2 separate regions of the Homo sapiens genome follow, and region 1 is linked to region 2. Evidence: chromatin loops called from intact Hi-C (ENCODE). Cell type or tissue: endothelial cell of umbilical vein. All regions are shown on one strand.

Region 1 (2,500 bases), 520 kb before region 2:
TCTCTGTGAAAGGTCAGTAGTAAAAGAGCTAGTTTAAAGTCATGGAGTTTTTGCCAAAAACCATGTCTCGAGGTTTTATGCATTTCTAATGGCTTTGCCCATAGGAGAGATACCCAGAGTGGCAAACAGAGGCTAAGGAAAAAAATGCTGTTCATTTAGATCAGAATAACCTCGCTCCAATCTGGAAACCACTCAAATGACACATACAAGTCTGTATGAAAAGCAAAACAAACTCATGGTGATATGCAGTTATTCCATTCAACATGTTAAAATGAAGACAGAGTATTTTAAATGCACTCTAGTTTCCTGTTCCATCTTCAAATTAAACAATCATCCTGCTTATTCTAGAAAACTTTTTTTTTTTTTTTGAGACAGGGTCTCATTTTGTTGCCCAAGCTGGAGTGCAGTGGTAAAATCATAGTTCACTGCAGCCTCAACTTCCCTCGCTCAAACAATCCTCCTGCCTCAACCACCCAAGTAGCTAGGACTGCAGGCACACACCATTATTATTTTTTGTAAGGATGAGATCTTGCTATGTTTCCCAGGCTTGTCTAGAACTCCTGGGCTCAAGTGACCCTCTCACCTCAGCCTCCCAAAGTGCTGGGATTATAGGTGTAAGCTACCACATCCAGCCCAAAAACTTGTCTTTAGTGAAATATGTACAGAAAATTCTTTGATTATATTCTGGAGTACATCCTGCCAAATAGTGCCCAGTCCTCCCTGACCTACATGATGGATAAAGTTAGGGCACTGATGTTCATCCATCCAATGCAGTGAAAGGTACTCTCTTTTAGGGTTGAAAAAAATCTCTTAGCTTTCCAGGGGGTGCAAGAAGCCCTGCATTGAGCAAAGAAAGGAAGCTAGGAAGCTCCGGTGTGAGGTCAGCCTGGGCTGGGACTCCACACTACTGTCCCAGGGAGTCGGGCAGCCTTTGTGGGGCTGGGCACTGCCTCTTTGGCTTCCTGCCTTACTGGGCAGTGCATCTGGCCATCTGCCCCTTGGACTTTGGACTTTACTTAAGAGAAAACTCAACAAGGGCAGAAAGCCCAATTCAAAACGTCTTTCTGCCTGACAGCAGGCCCCAAATAGCCCCAGCACAGCAGTGTTCTGGGTGTCCAGTTCCCACATTTCCCGAGCAGCCTGACGCATGCCAGGTCCTATGCACCAGGGATATTAAAGTGACTCAAGGAGGCAGGAAGCCATTATTCAAGGCTGTGGGTTTCTAGCAGGAAGCACAAATGATGACTAAACCCTAGTTTCTGTCTTTTAAGAGAGGAGCCACTTGGAGAGACAAGAAGTAAACCTAATTTCAACACACCATGCTAAATGCCAGGATATGAGTGAGCACTGCAGAAAGCAGAGACTGGGGGAGAAGTGGTCTTTACTTCCTTCACCTGTGGTGGGATCCCTCAAAGACATGAGGATTTAAACACGCCAAGAAAAGTTGCAACAATTAAATATGATATTATACATATACTGAGTATTATTCATGTTTATGACCTAGAAATTCTTCATGGGAGGGCTGAAAAGGGTGATATTTTAATTTCTGGTTAAATGGTTGAACTGTGTGTGAAGCAAATGCTCTAAAGAACTGACATAAATTTACTCGATAGTGATGATCTAAACAAGTTCTCAACAAATATGTTGAGATCTGATGTTAAAATTTGGGGAGGGGCCAGGTAGCTCACGCTGTAATCCCAGCACTTTGGGAAGTCGAGGTGGGTGGATCGCTTGAAATCAGGAGTTTGAGACCAGCCTGGCCAACATGGTGAAAACCCATCTCTACCAAAAATACAAAAATTAGCCGGGAATGGTGCCGCATGGCTGTAATTCCAGCTACTTGGGACGCTGACAGAGGAGAATCTCCTGAACCCAGGAGGCGGAGGTTGCAGTGAGCCGAGATCACACCACTGCACTCCAGCCTTGGCGACAGAGTGAGACTCCATCTCAAAAAAATAGAATAAAATAAAATAAAAAGTCGGGGAGGGAAACCACGATGTAATACTTGGGACTGGAGATTTTAGGAAATGATCTGGTATTTTTCTGAAGGAGAAAAGAACAACTCCTTTTAATCTTTTGGAAGCAAGTCTCTTCCATTTTCAACATTAATGGTTATAGGTCACCATCCGTTAAGAAGATGTGTTTTGTCTATTTCCATTAAAATGTAAGTTCTAGGAGGAAGGAACAAAGTTGTTTTTCGCCATGGTATCCCCAGTGCTTGGTATATAACAGAGACTCAATTAGCTTGCTGAATGACCAAACAAATGATTTCAGCTTTTGATAACATCTTTGGAACTTGAGAGCATACACCTTGGCTTTTGTCTTTATTCATTTATTTATTTATTCATTCATTTTGTGCCCTTCTGGGAATGAACCAGGACTATTTGAATGGAAAGAGAAAAAAAAAAGCTGTCATAGTTTAAAAATTGGCATATGTTCTCTTCCAGATTAAATTCCCTTGGACCTTTTAATTTATGCTAGAACAAGCACTTATCTTTTC
Region 2 (2,500 bases):
TAAAATGAATCCTGTATTTAGTGCTTGATTTTTATTTAGTTTTTACTCTAATTCCATGACAGTACCTGATTTTTAGTACATCAAGGTCATAATATGAACCTCATCTCTTTAATATCTACTGATCAGAGTACAAAGCTACTTGATTTTAAAAGCCAGCCCAAATCTAGATGACATTTAAGTTAATGCAAACTTACTTTATTCAATTATTGTCCTCATACACTATATACCTACTTCCCGCCCACCTCAAGTTTGGAGGGGATCAGATCAATTCCTGTCTGTAAAACCATGTTTTTGAAAGTTCCTATTTACTTTCATTAAAGTGAGCTAGGGCAAATCAAGAGTTTTAAACTACTCCCCAAATTGACGGGAGATCTTATTTGGTCTATAAAACTCAAGCACGATAACTAGTGGAATTAAAAAATGGGGAAAATTGTTTTCTTTGAAAATCCAAACCAAAAGTCCAGACATCCCAGAGTCATATAAGAGTATGAAACGTAGAATTGTTTGGTGTTTAAAATACACTTTCAACTAAATCTACACCTAGGTCACTTTTCTTACACATTTAAAATTAAAACTAGGATCAAATACAATATATTCAGATAAATTCAGCATACTTCTATGGCCACTGCAAGGGATACCGAAGACTCATAAATGAGTAATTAAACTGCTTTAATAACACCCAGAAGTTCACAGCCCGGAAAGATTAGCTTAAGTGAAATACAATTCAACAGGTCTTATCAAAGAGTTGTTAAAAAGGTAGGCACAATATGGCCTCTGCTAAAATTTTTCTCTGGCCTTCAGTAAGACCAAGATAAAACAAAAGACAATCGTTTGAGGGCAGTCAGCTCCCACCAAGTAGCCATCAGCTGCATTTTTAAAGGAAAGACTTTATAATACAAAGTAAATCAACACATCTTTTTAAAACCAGAAGTTACAGCTTTCCAAAGTAACCTCTAAAACCACCATCACCATCCATGTATATGAAAACTCGCTGAACTCATTCATTCTATCCATGCTCATAGTTTTGTAATTCTTTCACTACAACACAAACATATGTAGCACCAAACATATGGAAGGCACAAACTGAAATGGAATGCTCATATCATAACACAATAGAAGTTAACTCAGTTCTCTAGCCTGGAACACTTCACAGGCCAGTCAGAAAGATAAAACAAGCTGTGAAATAGCTTAAGCAGAAAGGAAAAAAGGTATGATAGCAAATATATTCCAGAAACTGCAGCTATTTCAGTTTCAATAGATTGTAGATTTGCAGGATGCATATGGTAATAGTGGGCGAGGAAGTAAGAGAGCCTAATTCCAAGGTTTAAACAATGCTAAGCATGGAAAGTAGGTGAAGGATTTAAACAAGGAAGCATAGGGCATCCTAGCAGAAGTGTGGGGGATGGTCTAGAGGAATGAGTAAAGCATGGAAACAGGGCAGTTAAGATTCTGTACACCCATGCTCCTTTAAGGCAGTGAGGACTTAAGATATTTTATCTTAGATATGTGGCATCCTTATTAACATCAATTATCAAAATTAAGATATGTGGCATCCTTATTAAAATCAATTACCAAAAAGCATAACACAAAGTCGTTTATAGTTTGCTACATGGAGAAGGGAAGGAAGGAAAGGAAGAATTTGGTTTGAGACGTTCTAATGCTGAGGTATCTGCATGTTAATAACAAAAATATAATAGTATGATGTTAAGTATAGGTTCAGAAACATTTACAAGATATACAACTTGTAGTTTACAAGTATGTATTTTCTGTTGTTTTAACAAAAACCCAGAAATCAATCTCTTACTCACAATACTTCAATCTACACACACACTAGCACATGCACATGACATGGTGGGAAGACCCCCAACCTTTAATAATTCCTACTTGCAGGATTTGACTATACAATCGCACTGCTAAAAAGTGGATGAAATGACTTACTTAGTGTTACTTCATCTTAATATCAATTAAGATACTTCCTTAACAGGAAAACATTTATATTTAAAAACGTATTTGCAAAACTACATTTAATTACCATCTAACAAATCCTTCAAGCAAGAAAAAATCCCACCTTCCAAAAGCAAGTAGCCAAAAAGACACTAATTTAAAACTAAGACTAAAACCTGAAATGTTTTGTCTTGGGGGGAAAGTTAGAAAATCAACTACAAATTAAGACAATGGCTATAGAAATTAGTATCTATTAGTTAACCAGAGATATCATCTATTAGGAAAACACAGAGGAAAACCATTCCAGGGCTCTCTTTGGTCAGTGGCTCAAGTTCCGTTTACCTCTGGCTACCAAATTATAAGCTTGATAAGCAGCCTGCCAGCTGGCGTTAAATGATACTAGTCTCAATTCAATTCTAAAGTCCATGTTTACCTCACGTCCAGACTTAACAAATACAACTACTCTTTCAGTATCTTTAAGACAGAAGTGTCAGCAGGCTTTAGCCTAAAAGTAATCATCAGTATTTTGTTTTTCCTAAATCAATCACTGGTGCTA

The links. Peaks named below come from ENCODE experiments on the same cell type or tissue, not always from the same donor. Only the 100,000 strongest peaks of a DNase experiment are listed, where the experiment ranks them.
Region 1: it touches region 2 in a loop (35-fold over the local background); 5 of 110 quality-filtered maps call a loop at or near these places.

Annotation. Positions count from the first base shown.
Region 1 is chr1:184,791,607-184,794,106 of GRCh38, forward strand. NIBAN1 (niban apoptosis regulator 1) reads right to left here. Exons shown (of 14, transcript NM_052966.4): 14 at 1-2,500. Among named protein-coding and RNA genes, the nearest start is that of EDEM3, 38 kb to the left of the region's middle. In endothelial cell of umbilical vein, no CTCF peak of the experiment used is centred here; a DNase peak (open chromatin) is centred at 1,185; H3K27ac peaks cover 2,023 bases.
Region 2 is chr1:185,313,244-185,315,743 of GRCh38, forward strand. The region is part of intron 1 of IVNS1ABP (influenza virus NS1A binding protein); the gene reads right to left. Among named protein-coding and RNA genes, the nearest start is that of IVNS1ABP, 2.7 kb to the right of the region's middle. In endothelial cell of umbilical vein, no CTCF peak of the experiment used is centred here; no DNase peak of the experiment used is centred here; H3K4me3 peaks cover 966 bases; H3K27ac peaks cover 26 bases.